5 separate regions of the Homo sapiens genome follow, and all the other regions are linked to region 3. The links are chromatin loops, found by intact Hi-C in ENCODE. Cell type or tissue: endothelial cell of umbilical vein. All regions are shown on one strand.

Region 1 (4,000 bases), 210 kb after region 3:
CGGTTAGCTGGAACTTTGCCCCGTTTCCAGTTTCTTATAGTGCATGCTTGGGAAACAAGATTTAAGGAGCCTCTGTTTTGGAAGGGCTGTCTGTGATTGAACGTGAAATGTGTAGTGCCATTGGGACCACGAAGGGAATTCTTGCACATGCTCGTGCTGGTGTGGGCATGGGACTGGCTGGAAACGTCTGTATGCAGGGAGCCAGGGTGAGGGCAGAGTGTGGTGACAGCCGAACTTGGAGTAATGTCCGTGTAGAAAAAGGACCATGTTCTTATCCAGCCAATACTGGGAGTGCTGTCTCCACAATTTCAGGGCATCTGAATGTTTGATGTGGTTTTGTGTGTGTGTATGTATGTGTTTAATATTGAAGTGGATCATGAGATGTAAAGAAAACAATAATGGCAATGACTTATATTCAAATCTGTATTTGTTTCTTTATCAATGTAATCTGCTGAGGACCTTTTGTCTAAGATTCAGTAGTGTTTTAAGGTTCTGATATCGAATTAATGAAGTAAAGTTGTTGATGGTGGTGAAACACCGTAGGGCATGTGGTTCAAAGAGAAGCAGGAGGGCAAGGGAAAGTTACCCTGATCTTAGTTTGTAGCTTATGACTTATTTAATGAATGGATGCCCAGCCAAGCTCAGAGTAGGCGCCCAAAGCATTGTGGATTATTTTCCTGTTTTGTCTTTTTTTTTTTTTTTTTTTAAGCCATGACATCCCAGAAGAGGACAGTGAATTACTCCTAGGTCGGCTCTTATAGAGTGGCCATAGTGTTCTGTCAAAACACTTGCTTCCATTTTCAGAGATAAAAATCATTGATTACAAAATGGTGTTTGTGTTTATTTCACGCCTTGGCTGTCTGTGAGGCAGCCCCCACCTCTCTGCCTGACATAGCTTCTCTGACTTTGGTGGACGAGCACGGTGCCATACTCCTCTCCGGGGGTAAGTACAGGGGAAGCGCGTGTGGGTGGCTCAGTTCAAGTACAAGTGAGGTCTCCAAGCCAGTCAAGCACTGTGTTTTGGCTTCCAGCAGACCTGAGCCTTTGGATCCTGCCTCAGACCTTTGCCAGCGGTGTGTCCTGGGATGGGGTTCCTAATCCTTCTGAGTCCCTTTTCTTGAAAGGAGGATGATAATTCCATGTAGTTCAGATGAGAGGAATACCTGTGTGGCCACACAAACAACCCTCGCTGCATGGCCGCTACTGTTACTATTATGAGTTGATTTTCTGACAGAGTCTTTGAAAGCACTTTTTCTTCAATAGAAGCAAAATTCTCTTGGCTCAGCTGTGACTTTTATTCCAGCAGGCTTCCAGGGTCAGTTGAATTGCAGGGCTTCCCTTTCGCACTATGACATTGTCTCGTGACATTTCAGTGATTGTAGCAAAGAATTTCCCACTGTTTGCTTTTTCTGAATATGATGAATGGTCAGCATAAAGCTCCCCTTCCTCAAATGCCTTATCTTAAAGTTGCTTTAGTCTATGAGAAGAATGGCTGCCATGTTCTTGGTCCACTCGTGGCTGCAGGAAGTAGAAGTTGGCAGGGCTCTCTGTAGACCCGAGGTGCCCGCAGTCAGCCAGGAGACGCGTGGTGGTCTGTTTATGACTAACTTGTTTTCTCACTCGGGCCACCTTGATTCTTTGCCAGAAGACCTGAAGGTCAGCATGCTGGCCCCAGACAGCCAGCCAGACCTCGTCTGGGGGGAACTTCCATTTTTTTTTTCAAGGTCACTTCCCTTGCTGTACTTGGTATTCTACACCCAGAAAAACTCTTTGTTGGCTCTTAAGAATCTGTTAACTCTAAGTGGGCCCTTCTCTTTCTGCGGGCACATTAAGTATCCCAGTGCTGGCAGTGGGTCACGGACATGAGTCACCGTCAAGGGCACGCCTTTCCTGCTTCAGACGGGCAACCCTTGATGTCCAGGCCGGACAGTGCCCTTTGTGCTCTTTTATTCGTTAAAAAGAAGTCCCTTGCCAAAGAATGTAGGGGTGGCAGTCCTCTCCTGCGAAAAGCGGGTATGTGCGGGGTGGACAGCCTTTCCAGAGGGCAGTCTGGCAAGTGGATCAAAAGCCTTAAAGGTTTTCTTAAGACCCAAGATTCTCACCTTTGGAAATTTTGTCCCAGGGAACTAGTGGGAGGTATATTCAGGAATTAGAAGAGTAAAATCAACTCTGCAGAAGGGGGTCAGTAAGTTACTTGTCATATCCATATGTTATAATTCTGTTCCATTATTTAAAGTCATTTAAAAAGAGTATTGAATAGGAAACATTAAAAAAATAGTAAAATAAAGTCAATTCCAACTTGGGTTTAAAATATATACCTACCTAGGTTGAAACATGAAAGTATATTATTTCTGGGTGCTGGATGTCACTACCAACTTTTTTCTGTGTATGCCAAGAGCCCTACAGTGAACTGTGTTGCTGATGTCAGCATAAAAAGTGTGTTTACAAAGTAATTCTCATCAGCTCTCTACCCCATGGAGTCACTCTGCAGTAAATGATGTTAGTTGGCTAATCCATTCAGAAGTAAAATGGGGAAGAAAGTGAAGTCCATTGGACCTCATAAGAACATTCAGGACCAGAACTTCTAGTGAGAGGTGTAGGTTTCCTAATACAGATATGTAAAACCAACCCCGAACAGATGGCTTGTGACAAACTTTTTAAAGGATATATGCATATACAATGTATACTTATGTGTAGAATAAATACCAGAAATGTTGTTATTGCTATAGGGAGGTAAAGTTGTGTGTAATTTCTATTTAATCCTATTTTTCTGAATTTAGAAATTTCCTATAAATGTATTTATTCCCAGAAAGGCATTATTAAAATTAATGTATTAGTGATAAGTTAATAATTATTAAGATAAGCATAAATCAGTGGAGATGTTTGAAATGGTGCAGCAACATTTGGTTAGCTGTGGGGGCAGCAGGGACACCAATATACATTCTTAATGGAGTCCACAGTTAAAATAAAACCTTTTCTTTTTCTATTTAGAAGAAAGTAAGTCCCTTTTAATCTACACTTCAGACTAGAAAAAATGTAAGCCCTAAAGCAATGGAATACATCACAAAGGAAAAGACAGATTGGCTATATAAAAATTAAATTACGTAAGACTTTAATATGGCAGAAAACAAAGGTCATCGGAACTGGGAAATACGTTTTCTTCCAATATAGTAAGGGCTAAGTATACTTTGATATGCTTCATCTCAGCTGCAGCTGCTGCCTCTATTTGAAACGTGACGTGTGAAATGTTAAGTCCTAGGCAGCTGATGTGCAGATGGCAGCTGTCCTCATCCCTCCTGTGGGAACCGAGTCCACCAGCAAATGGCTTATTCTCAACTTCGAACTTTGGGGTGTGGGGTGGGGGGGGGTGTGTTCGCTAGGCGACACTGGCCGTGGTGTGCCGGCTGAAAGTTCCCCTGTGGCGAGTGTCAGGAGGGCTGGGTGGGAGATGGGAATTACTGCGCATCCCAAGATCCTTGAGGATAAGGTGACTGCTGAGTTGGTTGGATTGGCTGAAATGTGGAGGGGGGTGAGTTTAGAGAGGCAGATGGGATCCTTCAAATTCATTGTAGTTGGAGTTTAATTCATGTGAACGAAAATGGGTAAGAGGGCAGATTTTAGGATCCTGAGTTTAGTGAGGGGCAGATAGAGGGTGAGGCACGCGGCTCCCTGACAGGCTTCATGGTGAGGGGCTAGAAAGCAACGTCAGGGCCGTTGCCCAGGGAGCCTGAGGGCAGAAGTCAGAGGAGGAAGTTACCCACTTCAGGACTCAACTTGGAAGGCAAGTAGACAGGTCTATTCTGCTGTCAGAAAAAATCTGCACACTTGAGCTTGGGCACTCACCACCGGGTGCTTAGTTTTGTTCTTAGAGTAGCTTCCTCACACTGATCTCAAAGAGTAAGTGGACTTTTGGGGAAGGACTTCCTGGTGGGTTTGGAACAGAACTGGGGAGAAGTGGCTCAAAGGCCCCCAGGCAGTTGTGGGGGCAGAGAAAGCTTTG
Region 2 (4,000 bases), 610 kb before region 3:
AATTGTGAATAATACAACAAACTCACCTGTGCCACCAGGCTCAGCCCAGGCATAAAGTATGACCTGTACCTGTGGGGCCCCTTTGTGCCTTCTCTGTTTGTCCCTCTCCCTTCCAAAGGTAAGCATTTGGGGTCACCAGGTGGATCTCAAGCTTGGCTACAGAGGGAGTCACCTGAGGAGGTCAGTACTGGTGCCTGGGTCCCAGCCAGGGTGTGGCCCAGGCAGTAGGACTTTGAAGAGCTCTCTGGGTGATTCTAGTGTGCAACCAGCATTGAGAACCACAAGTGTCCATCTTTCCAGGTATTACTCTTACTATAGCTGTGCATGTCCCTAAACAAGGCGCTGTTGGTGTGTTTTTAAACGTGATGTAAATGGTGCTGTACAGTTTGTATGTTTTGCTTTTGCTTACGTAGCATTATGCTTGTGAGATCAATCCACAACTAAATAGCTCTCGTTCAGACATTTTCCGGTGGTAGAGTGTCCATTCTAGAAGCATACAGCCGCTGCCGGAGCCATATTCTGTTGATGATCATGTAGAGGGTTTGCGGTGTTCACTGTGACGAATGTGAACATCCTTGAACGCTTTCCCCGTGCGTGGGAGTTTCTCTGTGCGATGCTGCCCAGCCTTTGCCACATCATGGGGCACGTAGACAATCATATTTTCACTTTGGCAAATGAGGGGGCTCTGGACTCCCTAGATCCCACCCAGCCATCTCAAGGGCTATGGCTTTAAGATCTTACCCACTGTTGGGAGCTCAGCCCTAGAGTTTATTCCCAGGAGGGGAATTGGGACAGCATCTTCTACTTCCTTAGATATTGCAGGAGTCCCTTCTGGAGTGGTTATGGCAACTTCTACTCCCTGCAGAAGTCTGGATTTTTGCCAACCCTTGGCACTGTCCAACCTTTTAATTATTGCAAATCTGGTGAGTATGATATGGTACCTTGTTTTATTCAGTATTTCCTAATGTCTGGTACGTTGAGCATGTTTTTATGTGTATTGCTCTTTTGAGTTTAATCTTTTAACTGCTTGATTGCATCTTACTTACACATTTGCCTTTTTCTTATTACTTTGCAAAAGTTCATATACTGGATCCTGTTTCTTTGGGGTCCAGTGCTGCAAATATCTTCTCCCAGTCTGACTTGTCTGAGCTTTTTTAATGGGGCTTTTGGAAACCTCAGAGTTTAAATCGCTTTTTTACACTTACATCCTTGATCTACCTCAGTGATGCCCAAACCAATGGGTGATTTTTTGGGATATTTAGCAATGTCCAGAGACATTTTTGTTGTTTCTTGGGGATGATGGTGCTCCTGGCGTCAAGTGAGTAGAGGCCAGGGATGCAACTAAATACCCTACAATGTGCGGGGCAGCCTCTTACAACTAAGAATTATCTGGTCCAAAATGTCAAAGTGCTCAGGTTGGAGACCCTGCCCTAGGGATTCTGATCAGGAATGAGGCAGGTTGCTAGAATCTGAATTTTTCACAAGTACCTTGGGTGGCATTTATGATCAGGGGTGTTTGGGAACCACAAAAATATAGAGTATAAATACCTTAGGATGGCAAAGAGAGGTCAGTGAAGGTTCCCTGGAGGTGGTGGGAGAGGGGAAAGGAGAGGTCAGACATCCAGGGAGAGAGGAAGCACATGGTATGCTCACGGGGCGGGGAGGAGGGGAGCCTAGTGGCCCAATCCTCCTGACCCCCAGAGCAGCCTTCTCCTCCCTTGGGTCCCTGAAAGCAACACCAACTCCATCCTGGGGGCTGGAACTTGCTGCCTCTGGACGCTGCTGCTCTGCTTCCAGCAATAATGATGAAAGATGAGATTGTTAAAGACCCATAGCTGCTTTTGAGTGCTGTTGGTAGACCCAGCATTGTGCTGTGTGCCTTCTGTACGTTCTTTCATCATATTTTTATGTCAACCCTGTGAGATCGTTTGTAGAAGAGAAAACTGCTAGACAGAGGTTAATTGAAGCACCAATGTCATCCAGCAAGAAGGTATCAGAGCTGGGTTTCCAACACTTAACTGCTGTGCTGTGCTGAGGACGTCCTGGAGCCCAAGTCCAGTGCTGCCCAGTGTGGTCCCGGTCAGTTCTGCTCTCCAGCCTTGCCTAATGGGTCTGGGATCCCAGGCTGCCCTGACTTTGGACAGCCTTCCTAAATAGCTCTCGTGCCCCGTGGCAGCAGGAGAGAGACCCCCCACATGCGAGGAGCTGCTTGACTTCCATTTGTCTTTCTACGTGCTAGGCATTTGAGCTGACTTTCAAAGGGATCACTTCCTGCTTTGAAAGCAACCACAGTATCTTAAAGTCAAAACGCTGATTGAAACCTCCTGGAGAGTGTGCCTGGCTCCCTTGCCCTTATTTGTCCAAAGTATGATTCTTTCGCCACAAGCATTTCCTGACGGCATTCTTGAGCCGGAGCCCAGTGTCACGGTCTGCCTGTTCATTTATGGGAACTCTGGGCTGTCATTTGGATAATTGATTTCAGGGCCCTGGGTCTTCCCAAGCAGCTGAGTTCTGCAGACATCAAAGGCAGAACGTGGAAGGTTCCTTCCCTGCGCAGCTGAGTTGAATTCTATTTATCTTTTCAATTCTGGTGAAAGGAGTTTTCCTATGAGTGCCTTACTTTTTCTTTGTGGTCTAGTCCTGCTGCCTCTGCTTGGGAATGGCACTGCACCTCTCTGAGCCTCTGTTTTATTTGTGGAAAATGCAAGGGAATGAGCTCCCCTCAAAAAAGAACTGGTAGAAAGATAATACGGTCTTTCCCTGCCTTGTCAGCCTTCTGAGAAAAAATTACTTGGTGTAGGGTAGCACAGAGGCCTCAAGCTGGTAGCCTGCAGGCCCAGTTCAACTGCAGATGTGTTTTGTTTGCCTTGTGGTGGGTTGATGACAGTTTTGTTTTGTTTTAATTAGTTTACCGTCCTTTAAAAATCAGGGAATTCACAGAAAAATCTGGGTTTCTGGCATTGCATGGAACATCAGAGCTCACAGCTCTTGGGCCCACATTCCTGCCTGGCCACTCTTGGCTGGAGTGGGAAGAGCCTGCCTCTCTTGGGGGCAGGGCAGATGCTGTCCTGTCAGCCCCAGCCTCAGCCCCGCCCAGCTGCACTCATTTATTGTGCTTACTGGCCCTGGAGGCATCTGGGTTGCATAAGATATTAATTCCATATTTTGTTTTCTCAGATGTAGAAAGAAGTGGGGTGGGATCACATTTGCAGGTCACTGTCAGGGTGATGTGATTTACCATGCCTGGGAAGGCCTCTTTCTTCCCTGAAACCAGGAGTTGACTCAGGGCTATACATTTGTATTGCATTTCCCCCCACTTGGGGTATTCTTCCCACCTACTCAGGAAATTGGAACAGTGCGGAAGTAGGAAGTGGAAGCCGCTGGAGGGTGGAGACCGTTCTTTTAACAAAAGGCCCAGGAACTTTAGGCTGAGCTGTTTCATCAGGGGAACCTGGAAACGGCCCTGTTATCAAACTTTCCTGGCAATTCATGCAAAGAATACCAAACTATGCCCTAAAACCATGAGAGGGCACTTGGCAGGGACTGGACCTGCCAGGTAAGGGGTAGGGGAAAGCGGGCAGACTTAAGACTCTGGATTGTGAAAAAGATGCGTTTGCTGCTCTCAACTTTTGCTGGCCTCTGCCACTGATCCAAGGCCCAGGATCAGTAGGGCCCAGTCTGAGGAGGACGTGGAACAGGGCACAGCATTGTTAGGAGTGGAACAGGGCACAGCGTTGTTAGGAGTGGAAATGTTGGCCCTTCTCCCAAAGTGGGGAGGAAGGTGGTAGCATAAAGTGACCGATTCCTACTGAAGCCTTCTCACGGCCCTGCGCACTGGCATTTTCCACCTGTAATGCGTGGCAGGAGCCGTGGGGACGCCCCTTGCCTGAGGTCACCCTGCTTGTCAGAAGGCCTCGACTTCACCCTCTCATCTGTCTGGCTTCTTTTTAGAGCTTCACATTTGCTGTTGGGAGATACTTGGACTTTGCTCCATTCCTGC
Region 3 (4,000 bases):
ACCCGTCAAGGCCTCTGGTCTAAACTCTTACCTATAACAAGGCTGAGTGTCCGCCTGCAGACCCTTAGCTGTGTTTAGAGAAGACTGGAGGAGCGGCCCTGCGGTCCCAGGCCCAGGAAGTTCCGCAGCCAGCATCTGGGCTCTTCAGCCCCTTTCTTTGTGGGAGGGAGTGGGGGAAGTTGACTGATAACACGGGGGAGGTTTGTGTGTCTGAGAGAGACAAGAGAATAATGTTTGCATTTGGCTTGACAGCCCTGTCTCCTGGTAGGGTAGTTCTTCAGCCTTGTTTTGCTGGGATTGGCAGGGACATTTTCAGAGTGGCTGGGAAGTTGAACCTTCACAGCCCCCTCCTTGGAGAGGAGAGGCCATTCATGAGTTATCTATACACAGAAGGTTCTAGTAATCCCCCTCTACACGCTGATTAGAGGCAAAAGAACACTGGCGATCAATAGCCTGCTACTGAGAAGTTAGGTTGCAGGAGCGCCTTTCCTTCCCACAGCGAGGAGGGGCTGTTTTCTGTTCCGGTCACTGCTGTCTGGCAATTTATGCACTTAATCTCAGGTTCTCATCACAAAAGTTTATGTGAGGTAAGGGGAGAGGTTGGCTTCAGGCTGAACCTGTCAGCCCAGATTTCTGATTCAAAACCCCATGTTCCTAGAGTTACTTGCAACCTAATCTGTTCTTGTCTTACGCATTTTAAGGTCTTATTATTTTTTAGTTACATACCATAAATTTGCCATTTTAAAGTGTACAATTCAGTGGTTTTTAGTATATACATGAGATTGTGCAACCACCACCATCTAATTCCAGAACATTTTCATCCTCCCCAAAATAGGAACCCTGTACCCGTTAGCCCTCACCTGCAGCCTCCCCCTGCCCCATTCTCCCTAACCTTAGGCAACCACTAATCTACTTTCTGTATCTATGGATTTGCTTATTCTGGACATTTTATATAAATGGAATCACACCCTGTGTGGCCTTTTGTGTCTGGCTTCTTTGACTCAGCATCACGTTTTCAAAGTTCATGCATATTGTAGCATGTGGCAGTACTTCATTCCTTTTCATGGCTGTATAATACTCCATTGTATGGATGTACCACATTTTGTTGGACATTTGTGTTGTGTCTACTAGATACATTTTCAATTATTATATAAAGCATTATTTTTACCAAGTGCCAATGACCCTGATAAACATAAAGTAAAACTCAGGCAGCTTTTATTTGATCATAGCAAAGCTGCAGCATTCATTGCTTGGCTTTGAATGCGCTGGGATGTTTCCCGAAGGCAAGGCCCTCGTTCAGATGTGTTGAGGTGAGAAGCAAGGTGGGATGGAGACAGCAAGTGTGTATGGGGTCAGGAGACCTAGGCCAGGCCGGTTCTGCCCTGGTCCGCCCTCGCTTGAGTTGCTTCCTGTGTGTGGGCCCTGGCTCATCTAAAAGGACTGAATTACCTCTTTCATGTGTTCCTTGGCAGATGTAGTTTCCCTGGAATAACTGACCTGAGATGGCCTTTCATCTGAGAACCTCAGAGAGTGACCGAGAGTTAAATGATTGTGAAGTCCGTACCCCCAAGTCACGTCATCACTCTTCAAATTGCAACTTCATAATGAGTCAGACACTTAGGGCAGTGCTTTCCTGACACAGCCAGGCCTGCTGCCGGCGTGGGAAACGGGGGATCACAGCCCTCAGTCCTAAGGCTCTCTTTTCTCTTTTAATTTTCTTTTTTTCCCAGTCTTTGATTATGTCACTTATGTCATTTTCCTGTGAATCTTATCTCAGTTCCTTTGTGTGAACAGGCAGAGCACAAGAATAGATAAATCAATAATTTTCAGGAATGGATCATAACATTGTTATTTCTGAGAAACATTCAAAGTGACTAATTTTCATGGGCAGATCTCCAGGCACTTTTTTGGATTGGACCAGAGTTTCTCAACCCACTGTTGATACTTGGGACCAGAACATTCTCTCTTGTGGGGGGACCATCCTGTGTGTTGTGGGATCCTGTCCTCTACCCACTAGGTGCCAGTAGTGACCTCCAGAAAAATGCCTCCAGACATCTTCCAATGTCTCCTGTTGAGAGAACTTGCTCCGCATTGAGAACCACTGGGTTAGACCCCAACATACTCTTTGTCAATTTGTTGCTCTTGTGACTTGTTTTGTGGTCATTGAAGCCTTCCCTGCTCTTTCCACTTCTCCTTCAGTGTGGGGTAGGTGCCTCTGCAGAATCTTGTATGTACTTCATCTTAATATGATGTAGGGACTCCCAGGCCCTCTGGTGTACGCTTTTTTTTTTTTTTTGAAACGAAGTATTGCTCTTTCACCAGGCTGGAGTGCAGTGGTGCAATCTCGGCTCACTGCAACCTCCGCCTCCTGGGTTCAAGTGATTCTCCTGCCTCAGCCTCCCAGGTAGCTGGGATTACAGGTACATGTCACCGTGCCTGGCTAATTTTTGTATTTTTAGTAGAGACAGCGTGTCACCTTGTTGGCTAGGCTGGTCTCGAACTCCTGACCTCAGGTGATCCGCCCACCTCGGCCTCCTGCAGTGCTGGGATTCCAGGTGTGAGCCACTGCGCCGGGCTGGTGTACTCATTCTTGGTTGAAGTTGCCACCTCCTGGTGGGTGTCCCTTGCTGCCCAGGCCCCTCCCTACATTATCTCTGGACCCTTTTTCCTTCGCCCTTGGCTCCTGCCTCATTTCTGTCCTCGATCAGCCCTGCATCTCTCCCAGCCATCACAGCTTTCCAGGTTTCTCTTTCCCATTCAATGGGCGCCTCTGTGCAACATAAAAAACATGCCAAGTCCCAGCGGTGCGGAGTTGTTTGGGGGGTGTGTATGTGTTTCCTTCTTATTTTCAGTTTGCTCTCTGAAAGAAAAAAAATAAAAATAAGTCATAGGTACTTCTGGAGCCCAAACTCGTGGCCTTTTAGATTTCAGAAAATATTAAATATCTCTTTCTTGCATTTATATAAATAAACCGATAGCCTAGGATGTTTCGTATCAAATGTTTAAGTCTTTTCGAGAACCATCAAGAGCTTTCAAGACCCACAAACAGACGGCCTGATTCCTGGCCACCTTCCACTGTGCAAGTCTTGCCTGGGTTGGTTTTTTGAAAATGGTGTTCATCACTCAGCTGTTATTGCCTGGCTCTGCGGAGGAAGTGGATTCTCTTTAAACATGACCCCCTCCCCTTAAAAGAGAAAAACAGGATAAGGTCCAGAACAACCTCGGAAAGTTGAGGGCTGAGGGCTAAAAGACCGTGCTGGGTAACAACACCAGATAGGAAATGTTGAGCTAACAGGACTCCATCCCCTGGACTGCGGCAGGAATGTGGGTCAACATTTGGAAACCTGAAAATTCCCCCACGGAAATGACTCCAAGGGACAGACCGGGATTGGTGAGGAAAGGGCACGGCTGTTTAGAAGTAGCTAGGTTTCCTGGATATCTTTATCTTTTTCCAGTACCGGGGTAGAAAATGTGAGACTGCCGCCCGAGGCGTGTTGACAGTGGTGCCTGTGGTGTGATATTCTCTTTCTTTCTCTGTAGTTGGAGGCTGGCAGCGAAGAAGATCGAAAATTAAACCTCAGGTAAGCAGACTTTCAATTCTTGTTCCTAAGTCTTTCTCCCAAGCAGGTAAGGAATGCTCTTGTTCCTCTCCCAAAGGGAAAACGTTCAAAAAGAATATGCCAATTTTGGGCTGGGTGCGGTGGGTCACGCCTGTAATTCCAGCACTTTGGGAGGCTGAGGCGGGTGGATCACAAGGTCAGGAGATCGAGACCATCCTGGCCAACATGGTGAAACCCTGTCTCTACTAAAAAAACAGAAAAAATTAACCGGGCGTGGTAGTGTGTGCTTGTAGTCCCAGCTACTTGGGGGGCTGAGGCGGGGGAATCGCTTGAACCCGGGAGGCAGAGTGAGCCAAGATTGCGCCACTGCACTCCAGCCTGGCGACAGAGCAAAACTCCGTCTTAAAAAAAAAAAAAAAAGAATATGCCAATTTTTTAGT
Region 4 (4,000 bases), 160 kb after region 3:
GTTTCCACCCCACCCCCTCCCCTGGAGATGAGCAGGCAGCCTTTGTGCGTTTCCTTGGCCAGCTTCTCCTGCTGCTGCAGTTCACTGATATGTCCACAGCAGCCGGCCCGCAGGCCTGACAGGGCTCTGACAGTGGTTTTTACCATATATGGCCATCAGAGCGCTGTGGCTGTCAGCCGGCCAGGATAATTTCCTTCCTTTGCTTTGATTGGCTGCACGGGTGGCTCAGAGAATGGTGGGATCTGGGAGTGTGTGGTGAAGAGAAGCCACTGAGTCAAGTGCAAAGAACGTTTAACTCTTTACTGGGTTTGTGGAGCGTGCCAGTCTGTGCTAAGCAGGCTGACAATTGCTGCCAGCAGAAGCCCTCAGTGTGTAAACATGGTAACCCCAGTCTGGGAAAGCTGCTGTATCTCCGGTAAAGAAAGGTATCTGAACACACATTACTCTGAAATAAACTCAAGGTGTCATGAACACATTTCTGGAGTCACGGTTTTGCCCAGAAGCCACCTTATAACCACATGTAGCAAATCATCTGCTCCTGCCAAGTTGAATATCTTCGCCCATTAGGGGTGGGACCTGAGTTGAGTCTGGGGAAGAATGAGCTGAGAGGGCATGTGATGGGACACATGTCTGCTTTCTTGGAGGAACGGTGACTTGGGTTTCATTTCTGGCTGACTGAATTGAGTCTATACTGCAGTCCTCTTGCTTGTGTGGAACTGACTCAGCCATGGAGCCCAAGGCATTAGCCCCTCCCACCCCCCAAAAAAAGTTGTAATATTTTTCTATTTATCATCTCCACCATCCAAGGAGGGTGGATTTTCATTCTGAGACCTGTGGATTAAACCAATGCAGAGCTGCAATGGGAAGGGTTAGCCCTGGAGCTCTTCAGCGTTCACAGAGGGTTTCAGTAGATCAATCTCCAATGTCATTTGCTTACTACGAGGGCTTAGACAACCAGTTTCTCTATTTTCTGATTTGATATTGAATGCTTTAATTTTCCATATTGCATTTACATCTGTAGTTCTTCTGCTTTTCAGCTTTTGCTTTCTAGCTCAATTTTATTTTAACTAGATTCTACCTCATCTTGGGTTCCAAGTTTTTATTTGTTCTCAGCCCAGAAGCATCATATGGAATTACTTGTCTGCAATAATGAGCAGAAAGCATTAGGTTTTCACTTTATAAATTCTTTAAGTCAGGAAGTTAGGAAATACAGCTACTCTGGTTGCTATCGCATATTTGGGCAAGGTTGAGTAAGGAAATGTTAACTTTTCCGTGTTTTTGCTTTCTGATAATAAAATGTTTGTAGTTTTACAATAACTTCCCTCAAGTTCTTAATTGATTTTAAAATATGGTCTATTCAGTATTAAACCCAGTTTTTAGAGAGGATCTGTGATGCAAAAATTATTTGCTTGGCATTTTCACTTCTGTCCAAAAAGACTGCTGTTTTTTACTCACAGGCAGGTGAAGTCTCTGTAGGCCCATACTCCCTCTCCCCAGCAGCTTTTGTTTCTAGCTTACCTTACCTTACAGGGTAACTCAATCTGTAGGGTTTATTCCAGAGCACCTCCTTTTACCTCAAGGATGGTATTTCTGGTTCCCTTAAAGTAAAGCCTCCTCAGAATGTTTTATTCCTGGGCCATGAGCTGTCACTCTCAGGGACCAGCCTGTGCACAAGTCATATATTGTGTGCACCCGTCTTTTTGGTCTGCTGCTGAGTCTCTGTTTTCCATGCCGCTGTCCCCTTGTCCCATGACCACAATCACTCTAGCTCCTCCCCGTGGAGCAGCAGGGGCTTAAGAAATTCAAACAAAACATGTATCCACATAAATAATACTGTCATAAGAAAAAGGAAGTTGAAAAAAATGGAAAACCCACTTCAATAGATACGCTTTTGACTCCTTTGAACTCTGCACAGTGTGAATGGAGCCCTTATGCTTGGGCTGAAAACTTTTCCTCTACTTCTGAGCACATGTGTGACTTAACATTCTCCTTGCTGAGTTGAAGAATTCTCAGTATGTATCACCCAAAGCCAAAAATAAGTTATGATTGAAATTTGGGCACATAAAGTGATTTTGATACTCATTTTTTCCTAAAATGAAAACTTAGATGAATATTAGGTAGGGGTTTGAACAATGTGGAAATCTTTTAACTGTTCTTTGAGTCAGGTCATGTAAAGTATCTTTGTTTGCCTTCCCCAGGATGGGGTGGGGGCTCTTAGGCCCTTACATCTTCGGGTGGTGTAACCAGTCTGGATAATAGGCATAGAGGACTGCAGATCAGGAGATGGAAAAGTACTGGAAGTGAGACAGCTGCCTGAGTTGGATTAGATAAGGGAAACCGTGTAGAAAGCAGTCTGAATCCAGCACCCTAGGAAGGTGTGGGTTTATATGATACACTCCAGAATGCAAACTTGAAAGAAATTGTGTGTGGGATACCTTGAGCTTCTTAAAGGGGAATATTTGATTTGACTTATCACTCGAATGAATGTGTCACTTTTTATCACCATGGGAATTTATTACTTTGTGAAAACATACATTAGTTATGAGAAAGAGTAGGCCTGCTGGGTAAAGCGTTGTGCGACTTTAACATAATGTTACATTTCCTTTCTTGCAGGAACCAGTGATTATCAGATTGATCCATCTTTTTTTGTTTTTTCAGAGATGGAGTCTCGCTCTGTTGCCCAGGCTGGAGTGCAGTGGTGCGATCTCAGCTCACTGCAACCTCCGCCTTCCGGGTTCAAGTGATTCTCCCACCTCAGCCTCCCAAGTAGCTGGGATTACAGGTGCCCAACACCATGCCCGGCTAATTTTTTTTTTTTTTTTTTCTGAGACAGAGTCTCATTCTGTCGCCCAGGCTGGAGTGTAGTGGTACGCTCTCAGCTCACTGCAACCTCCGTCTCCCAGGCTCAAGCAATTCTCCTGCCTCAGCCCTCCCGAGTAGCCGGGATTACAGGCATGTGCCACCACAACGGGCTAATTTTTGTATTTTTAGTAGAGACGAGATTTCACCATTTTGGCCAGGCTGGTCTCGAACTCCTGACCTATCTGCCTGCCTTGGTTTCCCAAAGTGCTGGGATTACAAGTGTGAGCCACCGTGCCCGGCCTGTATTTTTAGTAGAGATGAAGTTTCACCGTGTTGGCCAGGCTGGTCTTGAACTCCTGACCTCAGATGATCCACCTGCCTCGGCCTCTCAAAGTGCTGGGATTACAGGTGTGAGCCACCGTGCCCAGCTTAGATTGATCCATTTTAACACCAATTGGTAGTGTCTTCAACCACAAACCAATATGTGGGTCAGAAATAATTATGTGAGGAATCATTCTTACATGAAGAAACAGTCATTCTGAATGATCTTTTGTAATATGTAGGACATATTGGAAGCAAAATTCCCAATGTTGAATTTCGAGAGTTTGGGAAGGTGAACATGGCTGCGGTACATGTGTAATACACCACTAGCTGCTTTAAAAACACACCCCAGCACAGAACTTTATTGAGACGTGTCTGTCAGAAATTTTCTGTACATGTTTGTGTACATTAACAGTTTTTTTTATTGTACTCAGTACTGCCCTCAATATATAGGATGAGTCTACTTCTTAAATGTGGATTCCTTTTTAGAAGGAGATGTGAGATCGATAAATAAGATATACTGGGCTGGGCACGGTGGCTCACACCTGTAATCTCAGCACTTTGGGAGGCTGAGGTGGGCAGATCACCTGAGGTCAGGAGTTTGAGACCAGCCTGGTCAACATAGTGAAAAAAAATACAAAAATTAGCTGGACGTGGTGGCGTGTGCCTGTAATCCCAGCTACTCAGGAGGCTGAGGCGGGAGAATCGCCTGTACCTGGGAGGTGGAGGTTGCATGCAGTGAGCTGAGATTGCACCACTGCACTCCAGCCTGGGTGACAGAGTGAGACTCCGTCTCAAAAAAAAAAAAAGGGTCAGAGGGGATACATTGTTAATAAGTGGAAGCTGTTGTGATTTTCCAGTAAGATTGATAGGAAGT
Region 5 (4,000 bases), 97 kb before region 3:
TGGAGAAACCCTGCCTCTACTATAAATACAAAATTAGTTGGGCGTGGTGGCACATGCCTGTAATCCCAGCTACTTGGGAGGCTGAGGCAGGAGAATCGCTTGAACCCAGGAGGTGGAGGTTGCAGTGAGCCGAGTTCATGCCATTGCACTCCAGCCTGGCCAACAAGAGTGAAACTCTGTCTCAAAAAAAAAAAAGAAAAAAAAAAAAAAAAGTCAATTAGATCATTAAGGAGCCCATTCCTCTACGCTGATCTGTGCTTTTCTACAACCCTCCTTCTCTCCTCCCTTCCTCATTCTTTTCTTTCTTTCCCCAAAGTAGATATAATAATGGAGCTTACCAAGTGCTGGGCACTTTGCTAAATGTTCTGCTCAGACTAACTTACTTGGTCCATTGAACAACTGTTTTATCCCCGTATGACAGATGTGAAAACTGAGGCTTAGAACTCACAAGGGACTTGCTGGAGGTCAGATAGTTATTATTATTATTTTTGAAACCGGATTTCGCTCTGTTGCCAAGGCTGGAGTACAGCAACACGATCATACCTCCCTGCAGCCTCAAACTTCCAGTCTCAAGGGATCCTCCCACCACAGCCTCTGGAGTAGCTAGGAGTACAGATGTGTGCCACCACGCCCAGCTAATTTTTAAAATTTTTTGTTGAGATGGGCTGCAGGGCACAGGGTGGGCGGTCTCACTGTGTTACCCAGGCTGTTCTTGAACTCAAGTGATCCTCCCATCTTGGCCTCCCAAAGTGTTGGGATTACAGGTGTGAGCCACCGTGCCTGGCCAGATAGTTATTAAGTGTAGTGTAGGGGGCCTGGGCACAGTTGCTTATGCCTGTAATTCCAGCACTTTGGGAGGCTGAGGCAGGTGGATCACTTGAGGCCAGGAGTTTGAGACCAGCCTGTACAACATGGCAAAACCCCATCTCTACTAAAAAATATAAAAATTAGCCAGGCGTGGTGGTGCACACCTGTAATCCTAGCTACTTGGGAGGCTGAGGCAGGAGAATCACTTGAACCTGGGGGTTAGAGGTTGCGGTGAGCCAAGATCGTACCACTACACTCCAGCCTGGGGAACAGAGTGAGACTCTGACTCAAAAAAAAAAAAAAAAAAAAAAGAGAAAAGAAAAAAAAGTGGAATGTAGGGTTTGCTTCTACTTTGTAACAAACCACCTTTGCATTCATGGTTTAAAACAATGATTAATTCAACTCATGATTCTGCAGTGAGGCAGTTTGGTGGCTCCTCTAGACTCCATGGGACTTGCTCATGTGTCTTCAGTCCACTGAATCATGGGGCACCCAGGCACCTGGTCCCATGGCATCTGAACAGGGGTCAAAGGCAGCAAGAAGAAGCCACAAACCTTCTTGAGGCCTATACTTGGAACTAGCATAACATCATTTCTGCTACATTCTGGTGGTCAAAGCAAGTCACAAGGCCACACAGATCCCCAGGAGGGGAAAATGAACTCTTGATGGGATGTGCTGCAGTCATACTGCAAAGGTGCATAGATACCGGGACGGAAAATATTGGAGCAACTTTGGCAAACCAGTTGCAACTGGGTTCAAATCCAGGTGTGTCTGGTGCCAAAGCCCTTACCATGTTGAACAACAATTTCAAAGGGGTTTCAGGCATATATAGTCAGAAGGTCCTGTTAAATCATTTATATCCACGGCGTTTCTGGTACTGACTTGGAGAATGACTCTGGAGTGTAGGCTGGTGGTTCTTAACAGTTTTCTAGACCCTTTAAGGCAGATAAGAGGAATCACATGTAGAATCCCAGATTAATTACACTTTCTCTCTACGGAGGGACATCAAGAAGGAATAGACTTTAATTCAAGCAAGGGAATTAAATACAATTTTATTTTTGTCATTAGAGACAATATACTTTTGTTTTACCAAATTTAGGAAATGCAAATAAGCACCAACAAATAACAAATGATAATCACCTGTTATTGCCCCGTGTCTCTCCACGAAAACATCAATACAGGTTGGCACTGGGCCCATGTGTTTTTTACCTCCAGTAGAGGGCGCCATGCACCGCAGCCAAACACCATTTATGTAAGCGGCTGCGGTGGGAAACCTGGAGTAAGGTAACCCACGCCCTACTTGTGTTTTAGCTGCTCTTAAAGACAGTACCTCAGGTAGCTGCCCAGCTGTTCTACCTTGAAACCTGCCTCAGAATGATCTTCAAATTGGTGTCTACAATGAGCTTATACACAAAGCCTGTCCTCGTTCCTCCAAAGACCAGGCAAAAATGCCAGGCTGAGATCACAGGTTCTTGCTTTCCAAACACGTGATCCAAATGGCAAGCCTCTAATTGCCCAGTGCTGTAAATGTGATTATTTGCAGTGGGAATTTATTTATGCCAGAATCAGCTGATTCTTGGCATTGCTAATTTCATTGCTCATTCTTTTATTTTTCAGTCTGATTATAATAATTGCCATACTTTGGATAAAGATCAAGTAGCTTGCTTTCATAATGAACTGCTGTAAATAATGGCCAAATATGGGGCACAACAATTATAGGAAAAGATGTTTCTTGTGGCACAGGTGGCAAAAGCAAGAAATTGAACACAACCTAAGCATTCATAATTAGGGGGCAGTTAAATAAATGATGATACTACCGAGGTGAGGAAGACTATGCAGCTGCTAAGAATAATGCTCAGCTGGGCATGGTGGCTCATGCCTGCAATCCCAGCACTTCAGAAGGAAGCTGAAGCAGGTGGATCGCTTGACTCAGGCATTCAAGACCAGCCTGGGCAACATGGTGAAACCTTGTCTCTACAAAAAATACAAAAATTAGCCAAGTGTGGTGGTGCACACCTGTAGTCCCAGCTACTCAGGACGCTGAGGTGGGAGGATCATCTACCCCAGGAGGTCAAGGCTGCAGTAAGCCATTATCGTGCCACTGCACTCCAGCCTGGGTGACAGAATGAGACGCTGTCTCAAAAGAAAAAAAGAGTAATTCTTGGCCAGGCATGGTGGCTCATGCCTGTAGTTCCAGCACTTTGGGAGGCAAATGCAGGAGGATTGCTTGAGCCCAGGAGTGTGAGACCAGCCTGGACAAAATAGTGAGACTCCATGTCTACAAAAAAAAAAAAAAGAAAGAAAAAGAAAAATTAGCTGGGCATGTTGGTGCATGCCTGTCATCCCAGCTACTTGGGAGCCTGAGGCAGGAGAATCTTTGAGCCCAGGAGCTCAAGGCTGCAGTGAGCTATGATTGCACCATTACACTCCAGCCTGGGTGACAGAACAAAACCCTGTCTCAAAAATAAATAAAGCTGTAGATCTACCTCTATTAACATGAAAAGATTTCCATATTGTCTTACTGAAGCGGAACCTAACACAGAAATTTAAGAGCAAGAAGTTTCCTCTGGGAGACTCAGCCGCAGGTCCTCCAAATGGTCCCACTTCAAGGATGAGGGAACTGTCCAGTGAGGGCTACTCCCGGGAAGTTTAAATTCTTCGGCACTTCTGGCCTGCCACAAAGGCTGGCCAGCCAAGCTTTACTGACCAGAGAAAGTTCTCTGGAAAGGGTCACAGGTACTGGCAGTTAGAAGGTGGACTGGCATGCGTGGACATGCTAAGAATGGGGATGTTTGGGTGGAACGCTGACAGTGTGCTGTGTATGTTAAGAAAAAAAAAAAGAAGGAAAGAAGTAAGGGAGGGAGGAAAAGGTAGGAGAGAGGGAAGGAAAGAGAAGGGAAAAAGAAAGAAATAGCATGTTAGTTAAATTTATGTATTTATTTTTTTCATAGAAAAGAGGCTGAAAGATTGCAGGCCAGGCACAGTAGCTCATGCCTGTAATCCCAGCACTTTGGGAGGCTGAGGTGGGTGGATCACTTGAGGTCAGGAGTTCGAGACCAGCCTGGCCAACATGGCGAAACCCCATCTCTATTAAAAATACAAAAAAATTAGCTGGGCATTGTGGCATGCACCTGTAATCCCAGCTACTTGGGCTGAGGCAGGAGAATCACTTGAACCTGGGAGGCAGAGGTTG

Evidence for each region. A loop is a pair of places that touch in the nucleus more often than their neighbours do. Peaks named below come from ENCODE experiments on the same cell type or tissue, not always from the same donor. Only the 100,000 strongest peaks of a DNase experiment are listed, where the experiment ranks them.
Region 1: a loop joins it to region 3, with 2.2 times the contacts of the local background. A loop is called at or near these places in 7 of 110 quality-filtered maps.
Region 2: it touches region 3 in a loop (4-fold over the local background); 4 of 110 quality-filtered maps call a loop at or near these places.
Region 4: it touches region 3 in a loop (10-fold over the local background); 6 of 110 quality-filtered maps call a loop at or near these places.
Region 5: a loop joins it to region 3, with 5 times the contacts of the local background. A loop is called at or near these places in 26 of 110 quality-filtered maps.

Annotation. Positions count from the first base shown.
Region 1 is chr12:108,641,937-108,645,936 of GRCh38, reverse strand. It overlaps CORO1C (coronin 1C), which reads left to right. Exons shown (of 11, transcript NM_014325.4): 11 at 1-828. It overlaps LOC105369968 (a long non-coding RNA gene), which reads right to left. Exons shown (of 3, transcript XR_007063449.1): 3 at 1-4,000. Among named protein-coding and RNA genes, the nearest start is that of MIR4496, 8.1 kb to the right of the region's middle. In endothelial cell of umbilical vein, no CTCF peak of the experiment used is centred here; a DNase peak (open chromatin) is centred at 1,666; H3K27ac peaks cover 1,775 bases.
Region 2 is chr12:109,461,705-109,465,704 of GRCh38, reverse strand. All of the region lies in intron 2 of KCTD10 (potassium channel tetramerization domain containing 10), which reads left to right. Among named protein-coding and RNA genes, the nearest start is that of KCTD10, 14 kb to the left of the region's middle. RefSeq lists enhancers at 2,341-3,147, 3,954-4,000. In endothelial cell of umbilical vein, no CTCF peak of the experiment used is centred here; DNase peaks (open chromatin) are centred at 2,434 and 3,204; H3K27ac peaks cover 2,757 bases.
Region 3 is chr12:108,852,219-108,856,218 of GRCh38, reverse strand. SSH1 (slingshot protein phosphatase 1) reads left to right here. Exons shown (of 15, transcript NM_018984.4): 2 at 3,541-3,581. Among named protein-coding and RNA genes, the nearest start is that of SSH1, 3.4 kb to the left of the region's middle. RefSeq lists an enhancer at 1,055-2,254. In endothelial cell of umbilical vein, a CTCF peak has its summit at 2,016 (motif pointing right); DNase peaks (open chromatin) are centred at 1,608 and 3,278; H3K4me3 peaks cover 1,119 bases; H3K27ac peaks cover 4,000 bases.
Region 4 is chr12:108,687,857-108,691,856 of GRCh38, reverse strand. All of the region lies in intron 2 of CORO1C (coronin 1C), which reads left to right. Among named protein-coding and RNA genes, the nearest start is that of CORO1C, 42 kb to the left of the region's middle. RefSeq lists enhancers at 1-224, 1-384, 175-454. In endothelial cell of umbilical vein, a CTCF peak has its summit at 1,759; DNase peaks (open chromatin) are centred at 126, 1,826 and 2,346; H3K27ac peaks cover 3,317 bases.
Region 5 is chr12:108,949,349-108,953,348 of GRCh38, reverse strand. The region is part of intron 6 of SVOP (SV2 related protein); the gene reads left to right. Among named protein-coding and RNA genes, the nearest start is that of SVOP, 70 kb to the left of the region's middle. In endothelial cell of umbilical vein, a CTCF peak has its summit at 2,032 (motif pointing right); a DNase peak (open chromatin) is centred at 2,048.